Regions from separate parts of the Homo sapiens genome. Here region 2 is linked to region 1. Evidence: read pairs that join two places in POLR2A ChIA-PET (ENCODE). Cell type or tissue: A673. All regions are shown on one strand. Each heading gives the region's core, and the rest is flanking DNA. Links, peaks and the distances in the headings are about the cores only.

Region 1 (5,552 bases), core at 382-5,381:
CCTGGGGTAGTGCCTTTGAACAGGGATGAGCTGCAAGGCCACGTGCGGTGGCCTGGGGACAAGGGCTGCCATGGAGAGTCTGTGGGCGTGCTCTCAGCCCGTGGCCTTATGCCCGGGAGTACGGTGCCATCTGTGGAAGCCCAGCCGTGAGCTTATGCAGACCCTCCATGCCATCTTAAACCCAGGGTCAGAGGGAGTGTGGCCTGGAGGTCACACGGGGTGGACTGAAAAAGCTGCATGCTTTTGCTTCTCACCTTCCTTCCAAATTAACAGGTTTTTTTTTTTTTTTTTTGAGACGGAGTCTCGCTCTGTCACCCAGGCTGGAGTACAGTGGCGCAATCTCGGCTCACTGAAAGCTCCGCCTCCTGGGTTCACGCCATTCTCCTGCCTCAGCCTCCTGAGTAGCTGGGACTACAGGCACCTGCCACCACGCCCGGCTAATTTTTTGTATTTTTAATAGAGACGGGGTTTCACCGTGTTAGCCAGGATGGTCTCAATCTCCTGACTTCGTGATCCACCCGCCTTGGCCTCCCAAAGTGCTGGGATTACAGGCATGAGCCACTGCGCCCGGACAAATTAACAGGTTTTTATTAGCAATTACTTATCCTTAAATGAATAATTATTCAATAAAAGGAATGAAATCATAAATTATTAACAATTATTGTTTTATAAAGGGGAAAATTAGTTCAAGTGAACTTTAAGGGTGGCCTGGGGTGGGGCATCTGGGCAGCTTCTGGGGTGTGGCTGCAAAGATAGAGGAGGAGGCTGCCCCTGGGGCTGGGTGGTTTGGGTATTGGGGCTGCAGGCTCCCAGGCTGGGGCTAGTGTCAAACGGGCTCCGTGGAGCAGTTGTGTGTGCATATCTTCCTTGTGCAGTCAGTCCTATCAGGAGCCGAGAATCAGCGGTGGAAATATTTGCACCATGATCACTGGCAAATGTTATAAGTCAAGGCTTCTTTTGCAGAGAAACTGGCTGTTATCCAGCACAGCACTGGGGAGCAGGAGCCTCCTGTTCTTTGGAGGAGTTTGATGCTTCTCTAGGCTGCTGCCAAGAGGCAAGGAAAGTCGCTGGGCCCGAGGCAGGTATGCCAAGTGGCTGTGCTCTCTGGATTTCCACCTGTGTGGCTGTGTCTGTGAACTTCCCCTCCAGGGCTTACTCTCCTCCAGGTGTTAATCTGGAATGTTGTGTGGACTCCCAGGAAAGCCTGATAAATAGAAGGACCCCCAACCTGCGTCCAGGCTCTGGAGCGTTCTGTGTGAAGTTGGCTGCCCTGTGTTGTGCTGTGTCTGTGGCAGCCGAATGGGCTCTGGTAGAGCCATTCAGAGAGACGGAACAGAGGGCATGTGGGGTGTGCAAACTTGGAGTGGGACCTGAAAAATCTCCTGTGGTTTTTTTTTTAACCACAGGGGAAAGTGAATGTTTACAGAATGTTAAAACCTACACCCCTTTCCAAATTCCACAAGGGAAAGGACTCACTTCTGTGGCTTTCTCCCAGGAGGTAAACAAGTCTGTCCAGCCAGGGGCGAATGTTCTGCCAGGGCACCAGCTGTTCTCGGGGCTGGCTTCCAGGACTCCAGTCCCCCAGTGTGCTCTTGTCCTGGGCTGCCAGCCTGCAGGAGCTTCCAGAGTTCTTCAGGCATTGACACCTGGTTCCCGCAGTCATGTGAGCTGGGCTTTGTGTCTGGAAGGGAAAGAACTTCCTTTCCAGAGACAAGACTTGGGCCAAAGGCCAAGTGCTGAGGTCGAAGGGAAAACCAGGCGTTAACAGGAATGAGGACAGAGCTTCTCTGGAGTCTGGCCTGGTACTTTAGTCCTACAAGGCTTTCTTAGAAGCTGACTGCATCCTGGGCTCTGGTTAGAGGAGAAAAGAAAAACTAAGGATGTGGGATTTGACCTGCCTGTGCCTGGGGAGGCATGCCCTGGGCAGGTGGCCCTGAATGAGGAGCCAAACACTGAATGATGAAGGAAAACGCCATTCCACACCCACCCTCGGCCCTGTCCTCCATTCTGGGGACAAGAAGAAAGGCTCAATTGAACCCCCATGCGTGTGGGGACTTTGGGCACTTCTCTTGCTAACTTTCCCTTTTGAATGAGAATCAGCCTCAGGTTCATTCTTAGAATAAATTTATATTAAAAAAGTGAACTAACTCAAGAAAAATGTTACATGAATAATTATAGCATTGGCAGATGGCAAATCTTTTGAAGTTTGGGAGCCTTTGCAATAGGAGTGGTTCTGATACTGAGGAGCTGGCTGACAGCAAGGCCCCTGGAGCTGGGCCTGGGTTTGAATCCTGCCCTGACTCCTTCAGCTGAATAGCCTTGAGAAAGTGGCCCAACTTCTCTATGCCTCAATTTCCTCATCAGGAAAGTGAAGAAGGGAAGGGGAGCTCAGAACCTATGGGCTGTTGTGAGGGTTAAGTGGGTTCTCCATGGGAACCTGCTCTGTGGGAGCAGCCCTGGGTACAGGATACTTGCTTGATAGCTGTTCTGTCCTTGTTCCATGGGATGGGGCTGTGAACTGAGGGTGGGGTGAGGACAAGTGGGAGGAGGGGCAGGGGAGGGAATACCCCCTGGATGCAGAGGAGGTAGGAGGCCATGGGCCTGGAGAGGAGGTTTCCTGTGCTGGCAGTGGCAGGCAATCATGGCTGGAGAAGCTTGGGTAGCCAGCAGGGGGGCAGTGACAGGACGACATGGCAGATGGTGGTAGGCTGTGCAGAGCATGTGGGGTGGAACTGCCTTCCCTCTGGCCTTTTGGAAGCACAGGCCTCGGGCTGAGTGCCTGGAACCCCCAGACTGGCAGCAACCCCAACTGTAGGAGGCTCTGCATCCTTCTCAGATCTACTCCCGCCCTCAGCACCTGCCTTGGGGGCATGGAGCAGGCAGGCTGTGCAGGTGAGGGCTTCCTGCAAGGCATTCACACAGCTGAGGTGCATGTGCCCTGAGCCGGCGACACGGAGACTGCAGCTTCCATAAGGCAAACCAGCATTTTGCACCTGCCCTCCTGAGAAGGAGGTGCCTGAGGTGCCCACCTTTCTTAAAGGTCCATCAGTGTTCAATAATTCTCTTTTTCCCATGTCTTGTATTTTCTGCAGTCATTATGGCCACTGTTTACAGGTCACCTTCAAAGGTGCCTGCAACTTCATATTTGGTCTCCACGACCACCTTGGTAGTGGGTCCTATTATTAGGCCATTTCACAGATGAGACAGTTCAGGCCCCAGTGGTGTGGGGGGCTGTGTTGGGAACCCTGCTCTCTGATCAGTCATTGTTTGGCCTCCCGTGAGACTCCTGAGTGATAAACTTGCAGGTTCAGCGCTTTCCACAGAGTCTAGCAAAACCTCAGGGAAGAGACTTTCACTTTCCATAAGGAATTTAGAACACACATAGCTTTAGTGATCTTGTTACTGGCTGAGCTGGCATCACTACTAGCAACTCAGCTCATGTCTCCTGGGGGCCCTCGCTGTGCCTGGGCCCGCCTTGGCCCAGGGGACCATTCATGTTCAAGTGCGGCTGCCACTTTATGTTTTCACGGCAGCTTCTCTTTGCTAAATGTCATGGTCATGACATCAAATAATGACGTGAGAAATTTCATACTTGGTTTATGAGCCCTGCTAGCTGACTTCCTGGTCTTCTGTTCTCTCAGCAGAGTGAGCAAATCTTACCACCATTGAATGACAGTCAGTGGCTACAGTAATGTCAGGGCCAGAGGAGGCTGCCAGGAGGGAAGGAGTCTGTTCCCCAGGCCTGGGTCCATGAGATGCGAGCTGGCCATCCATGCTTTGCGTGGCCTTCCACGCTCCTCCTGCGTGAGAAGGGGTCAGCCTCGCCAGGCTTCCCTTCCCTAAGGCTGATCCTTTCTTCTCTTACTACGAATATGTTCCTGACACAGCATGCTGAAGAAAATATCAAATTCTAGAGACAGCATAGGAATGTCCTTTCAAGTTTTGGATCTAGACCATGGAGTTGGCCTTCCCCAGCCCCCATCAGCACCGGTGCTTGGAGAGAAGTGACTGAGCCTGAGGAAATGCTTTGTGTCTGTCAGAGGCCTTCACATATCAAGACAATTACCTGGGTTTACTTCCCTTATTGGCAGAAGAAAATGAAACGTTTCTGTAGGCTGGTTTCTCAGAGGGGGTCCTTCCCATTTGCTTCTCAGAGCAGCAGCACATCTTCATGCCAGCGTGATGCAAGGTGACAGCAGCCTAGCCCCTCAGGGGAAGGAGGACACAGGGTGTCTGCAGGGTGGGTGTCGCTCTTGGTGGAGGTCCTTCCCACTTCATGCTCACCTGCTGCGCCCATTTGCTCAACAAATATTTATTGAGTACCTTATATGAGCTAGGTGGATGCCAGGAGGAAGGCAATAAGCAAAACCCAGATCTCTACCCAAGCAGACCTTGTACTTGATGGACAACAAAGAAGTCTGTTAGCTAATGTTTATTTCATGAATACTGACTGCCAGAATAATTGTAAGCAATAAACAATCATGCATTCTCAATTTCTTTCTTTCCCTCTTTCTTTCTTTCCTTCCTTCCTTCCTTCCTTCCTTTCTTTCTTCTTTCTTTCTTTTTCTTTCTTTCTTCTTCTTCTTTTTTTTTTTTTGACAGAGTCTAGCTCTGTCACCCAGGCTGCAGTGCAGTGATGGGATCTCAGTTCACTGCAATCTCCACCTCCTGGGTTCAAGCGATTCTCCTGCCTTAGCCTCCCAAGTAGCTGGGATTCAGACATGCAGCACCACGCCTGGCTAATTTCTGTATTTTTAGTAGACACAGGGTTTTGCTATGGTTGGCCAGGCTGGTCTTAAACTCCTGACCTCAAGTGATCTGCCTGCCTCAGCCTCCCAAAATGCTGGGATTACAGCTGTGAGCCACTATGCCCAGCCTTAATTTGTTTATTTCTTAAACACGAGAGCACACACAGGACTTACTTATCCTGGGCCTTCATCAGGAAATGTCTAGGAGGAAAAGACACTTTCAATATTAACCGTGACAAAACTAGCTCTGATTGAAAGACAGATGAAAAAATAAATACCAGTGTATTTCTTCCTCTCTTTTCTCTGAACTCTGTTTCCAGCTGTTTCCTGTTTTGGACTAATTTTAAATTCTGAGGCGGGGGGTGGGGGGCAGGGGTGCAGTTGTACCGTCTGAGTTCAGGCAGTTATCGTGTTGGTCACAATTACTTGCAGTCAGATTGTATCTTTAGCATTGGATAAAAGTTATTCCCAATTGATGTTAAGAGTTGGTAATAAGTCTTCTTCCTTCCCCAAGGCCAGTCAGCGTTTTCCTAGTGTTAAGCACCAGGAACACAAGGCCACATTTGTATTTTTGTGCACATCATTTGCATACGTCTGCACCAAAAGCTTGACCCGGCAGAGTACACTGCAGACAAACCTAAATATCCTGCTCAGTACCTGAACAACAAGTGTTATATTTCTTCTTGGACTTAAAAGTAAAACTCTAACTCATTTTAGTGACTCAGAAAGCTGCATGTCCCCGTGCTTTGGAAACCCACTAGGGTGCTACATAAGAGGATCCTGCAGGTAGTGAGGAAGCCACTG
Region 2 (5,552 bases), core at 170-5,169, 150 kb before region 1:
CCTGAGTAGCTGGGATTACAGGTGTGCGCCACCACGCCTGGCTAATTTTTGTACCTTTAGTAGTGACGAGGTTTCGCCCTGTTGGTCAGGCTGGTCTCGAACTCCTGACCTAAGGTGATCCGCCTGCCTCGGCCTCCCAAAGTGCTGGGTCTATAGGCATAAGCCACCACACCCGGCCCTTGACCCCATTTTCTGTCTTCCTAGAAATCACCAAGGTTGCAACTCCTGACTGTCCTGGCTCACAGGCTCCAGCTTACTTAAGGACCCCACGGTGGGGGCTGCCCACTTGCACACCTATGCTAGGCGCCCTCATTCCCGCAAGGGCCAGAGCCCCTTCCCGGCCCATGGCGTCTGGCCAAGGAGGTGTGGGTGCGCCCCAGCCAGGCCTGGTCCTAGAGGACGGCCCCACCTGCGCACTGGGGCATCTGGGAGAGCTATTAGTGGAAGAAGCCCAGGTTCCTGAAGCACCAAGTGGGCAAGAGTTTATTTTCAGGATGGGACGCTTTTGAGGGTGAATAAGTGCTAGCTGTATGGGATGCGGGGACAGTACACAGGCCCGGCCTGGCAGCCGGGCAATGCGGTGCCTGTTGGAAGGTCGCCCACAAGCACCTGGTTGGACACTGCCACTGAGATTTGGTTATTACAGAGGTTAGCCTATGCGGGCCTTCACTGATGGACCTTGAAGTGTTTCCCAGTTGCTTTGGGTTAGGAATAATGTGACTGGATCCCGTGGATTGTCTTTGTGCATGCATGTGGGTATATCTGTCAGAAATATTCTTAGAGGTGGAATTGGCTATGGTGGGATATGTCCTTTAAAATAATATATTAGCCAAACGTGGCTAAATTGCCCCCCTTAGACACTGTACTAATTTACACTCTGGCAAATAATGTGTAAGACTGTGGGTTTCCACACATCTTCACCAGTGGGGTCTTTCCAAACTTTTGGATCTTTCCCAATCCAATAATGACAAAACTATATCTCATGGTTTTAATTTACACTTCCTAGTATTTTGAGATCCTGTCGTGAAGTGGTGATGGCCCTGTTTCTGCCTGCTGCACTTGGCAACATGTGTTATCACTTCCTTTCTTTTCACCACTTTTTACTCTTAGAGTTTCTAGAATTTGTGAAAGTAAAATCTTTTTGCTGGCATGGGCTTTTGTGTGTATTATACACTGCTTGGAAAGGTCTTGCACCACATCTTCCCTTCGTAGATTGTTTCTCAATGTTTAATACTCAGCTCAAATGTCACCTCCTCAGACCATTTTATCTAGAATGGCCTCCTCTAGTTATTCTCTGTCACCTTTTATGTTATTTCCTTCATAGCACTCATCACACTGTAACCACCCAACAGCTTCTTCTTGCCTGTCGCCCAGATAGAGCCAATTTTTCAAGATGGGAATTGCAATAAAGAGTTCGATACACATAGAGCTGGCTAACCAGGAGAGCAGAGGCTTATTACTCCTCAAATCAGCCTCTCCTCAAATTCGGAGTCTAAGGAATTTTTTGGGGGGGGTTTGTTTTTGAGACAGTGTCTTGCTTTGTTGTCCAGGCTGGAGTGCAGTGGTGCAGTCTAGGCTTACTGCAACCTCCACCTCCTGTTCAAGCGATTCTCATGCCTCAGCCTTACAAGTAGCTGGGATTACAAGCGCACACCACCATGCCCAGCTAATTATTTGTATTTTTAGTAGAGACGGGGTTTCACCGTGTTGGCCAGGCTGGTCTCGAACTCCTGCTCTCAAGTGATTTGCCCTCCTTGGCCTCCCAAAGTGCTGGGATTGTGCCAGTCTGGAGGCTAGGGTTTTTAAAAGATAGTTTAGCAGTCAGGGGGCTAGGGAATGGTGAGTGCTGATTGGTTGGGTTAGGGATGAAATCCTGAAGAGATGAAGCTTTCGTCTTGCTCTGGGTTAGTTCCTGGGTTGGGGTCACAAGACGAGATAGCCAGTTTACCAGTCTGGGTGGCTAGTCCATCACAATGTGGGGTCTGAAAAATACCTTGAACACCAATCTTATGTTATATAATAGTAATATTATCTATTGGAGCAATTATGGAGGTTAGGAATCTTGTGGCTTCGGGCTGCATGACTCCTAAGCCATAATTTTTTTTTTTTTTTTTTTTTGAGATGAAGTCTTGCTCTTGTCCCCCAGGCTGGAGTGCAATGGTGTGATCTCGGCTCGCTGCAACCTCTGCCTCCCGGGTTCAAGCAATTATCCTGCCTCAGCCTCCTGAGTAGCTGGGATTACAGGCACCTGCCACCACGCCCGGCTAATTTTTATATTTTTAGTAGAGACAGGGTTTCACCATGTTGGCCAGGCTGGTCTTGAACTACTGACCTCAGGTGATCTGCCCACCCTGGCCTCCCAAAGTGCTGGGATTACAGGTGTGAGCCATCGCGCCCGGCCCATAAATTTTAATCTTGTGGCTAATTTGTTAGTTTCACAAAGGTGGTCTGGTCCCCAAGCAAGAAGGAGGTTTGTTTCAGGGGGGGGCTGTTATATTTGGTTTAAAGTGAAATTATAAACTAAGTTTCTCCACAGATTTGTTTGGCCTATGCCCAGGAATGTGCAAAGGCAGATTGGAGGTTAGAAGATGGAGTCGGTTAGGCCAGCTTTCTTTCACTGTTGTAATTTTCCTATGTCATATTTTTCTTATTGTCATAATTTTTGCAAAGACACAACACCCGTCATTACTTGTTTGCTGACTTGTTTATTGGTAAATTCTTTGTTCCACTACTGAAATGAAGCTCCATGAGAACAAATAAGTTGGTCTGTCCTGCTCACTGCTGCATGTCTGGCACTCTGTCTAGAACATGGTAGGTGCCTGTAGCATACATTATTGGTGCTAATGTCCCTTGCCTGCCTCTGCCGTCAGCTCTCTGATTGTTGTGGAGAGTTCCCCTGAATGCTGCCACCTCAAGCATCTCGTTGCTGTCCTCTTTAGGGCTTATCTTACGACTTTCTCCGGAAGCCTTGGGAGCAGGCGCAGCCTGGAATTCAGGGAAATTTAACATCCCCGGGGCAACTGCAGGGCAGTTTGGGTGGCCTTGGACAGACCCAGTCCCCTTTTTACCATGTAGTTCTCAGGAATAACTGCAGAATGTGCTAGGATTGCAGCATCTTGAGATAAGGGAGAACTGGCTGAACAGCCCAAGGTCAGTTCCAGTCTCCTGCTGAAAATAGGATGTCCTTCAACACTGCCCAGCAAATCACATTACCCTGGGATGTTAAACCCAGGGCAGGCTGCTCTCTGGCATTCCTCGTCTGTGGTGCAAGTGGGGCATGCCCAGTTGAGACTCCATTTGCCCTGAGCAGATTTCCTGAGCCTCAGGCAACCAGCTTGCAATGAATGCTCCTCTTGTCCCTTGCTGCCTGTCTGTAAGTAATAAATTTGCTTCATATAACTTATTGAGTATGAATGCGTTCTCTCTCACTGGACACAGACATGTTGGTAACCAATGCACAGTGAACCTCCTTCACAGCAACCCTTAATTAACTGGGGATATATACCTCAGCCTTCTGTCCCCAGAGGACCAATTCTGAGTCCTCAGTAGAAGTGAGCCTCAGTGACCCTTAGTGGTGATCAGCTCAGTAATGCCCCCTTGGGTTGGTCCTCCGATCTTTCTCGGTTCTCTCTCTCTCTCTCTCTCCTGCTTCTGGGAATCACCTCCCAGGTCAACTACCTGCATCTAAGCTCTTGACTCAAACTGCCTTTGGGTAAACTCAAATGAAGTCAACATATAAAATATTTCTTGAAGAAATGGATGGATTGATGAGGGTGCTTCTAATGTTTTCACTTGTCAGCCAGAAGCAGCTCAGCCCTGCAGGCAGAAGGTGAAGGAAGCCAATTGGCACCCGCCCTAGGAATGCAGGAGCAGATAACTGAGACATGGGCTCCAGCAGAACATGTATGCAAGTGTTCTGACAGCAGGGGGGAGTGCCTGGCCCTGCTTTTTGGGGGTGAGAATGTTTTAGAAGAGGTTGGTGAGTTACCAAGCTGCCTCAATTTACCTAACTTGAGTAATAGTGGAGGAAGCCCTCTATTGTGTGTGGCTTGCTCACATGTGTCCACCTACTCACAAAAGTCCAGGAGGACAGCTGCAAAGCTGTCTGCTCAGTGAAGGAACAGAACATGGACTGTGCAGTGTCTCTGTAGCAGAGGCTGCCAGGCCTCCTGCCTGTGTCTGTCCCACTGTGTGCTCCCGTGACTCTCCACAGCAGGGCCTTCTTTTGGCAGAGGAAGTGCCAGGAGGTAATGCTTCTGAGAGCAGTTTCAGCCCATGTCAGGTGCAAAGACCCTGGCTCCCTTTCCACTCAGGACAACTCTCCGGCATGTCTACTTGGCATTGAACACAGTGGTCCAGAGCGGTAACCCACACTGGCTTTCCTCCCTTCCCTGTCTCACTGCCCCACTCCTCTACTGGTTTTTCCTGGTGTCACCTCCTAAATAAACTACTTGCACTCAAATCATTCTTTAGAATTTGTTTTGGAAGAATTCAACCTAAGATACCATCACTCATAGGTCATTTGTTAATAATATCAAACAAAACATCTTAGCCACTGCTCTGATTTCTTCCTTTGGTTCCCTGAAATCTATAACCACAAATCACTGCTTTCTCTACCAAATATTTTTCCTGTAACTCACCAAAAAAGTCAGATCTTCCCTGCTCATGGCTAGCCTTCCATTTTCCAAAATCTACTACAAACAAGAAAAAATGTGAGGGAAACCCTACTCTTCCCCAAGAGAACTTGGCATTTATGATTCCTGCCTGCCACATGGGCCATTGTGTGGTCTCTTTTAGCTTCCCGATGGATGATCCAACAGATGTCATCTTGCACTGTAGTGATAGTCTTGTTGGGACCACATGAAGTGCAGCTGTAAAACAGGTAATACTGTTCTTGGCAATTGGTCGACTGTCCTGGTAGGGGGAGACTGGTGTGAACAGATTGTCCCATTTAGAGTAGCTGTTAATGGACTGTCTTCTCTCCATGAGGGCCTTTAGCATTTTACATTGTATAGGTTGTCGTCTACCAGATTAAGAAAATGTTCTTCTATTTCTAGTTTAAGAGTTTTAAAAAATCATTAATGAATGTTCAGTTTTATTTTGTGCATTTCCTTCATCTATACATGATATTATTATTTTTCTCCACTAATTTTCTTTTTTGTTTGAGATGGAGTTTCGCTCTGTCACCCAGGCTGGAGTGCAGTGGCATGATCTTGGCTCACTGCAACCTCCACCTCCCTGGTTCAAGCAATTCCCCTGCCTCAGCCTCCCAAGTAGCTGGGATTACAGGCACACGCTGGCATGCCCAGCTAATTCTTTTGTATTTTTAGTAGAGACGGGGTTTCACCATGTTGGCCAGACTGGTCTCGAACTCCTGACCTCAGGCAATCCACCTGCCTCAACCTTCCAAAGTGCTGGGATTACAGGCGTGAGCCACCGCGCCGGCCCACTAATTTGTTAATATGATAAGTTCTAACGTTGAATCATTCCCGCATTCCCAAATAAGCATACTTTTAAAATACATTGCTGGATTTGACTTGCTAACATTGTGT

Evidence for each region. Peaks named below come from ENCODE experiments on the same cell type or tissue, not always from the same donor. Only the 100,000 strongest peaks of a DNase experiment are listed, where the experiment ranks them.
Region 2: POLR2A ChIA-PET joins it to region 1 with 13 read pairs; 3 of 35 experiments call an interaction of 5 or more read pairs at or near these places.

Annotation. Positions count from the first base shown.
Region 1 is chr20:25,035,998-25,041,549 of GRCh38, reverse strand. The region is part of intron 2 of ACSS1 (acyl-CoA synthetase short chain family member 1); the gene reads left to right. Among named protein-coding and RNA genes, the nearest start is that of ACSS1, 19 kb to the left of the region's middle. RefSeq lists a silencer at 4,863-5,157. In A673, for the core only: no CTCF peak of the experiment used is centred there; a DNase peak (open chromatin) is centred at 5,029; H3K27ac peaks cover 2,119 bases.
Region 2 is chr20:25,189,548-25,195,099 of GRCh38, reverse strand. It overlaps LOC101926889 (a long non-coding RNA gene), which reads left to right. Exons shown (of 6, transcript NR_109994.1): 2 at 4,798-4,882. Among named protein-coding and RNA genes, the nearest start is that of ENTPD6, 3.4 kb to the left of the region's middle. In A673, for the core only: no CTCF peak of the experiment used is centred there; no DNase peak of the experiment used is centred there; H3K27me3 peaks cover 986 bases.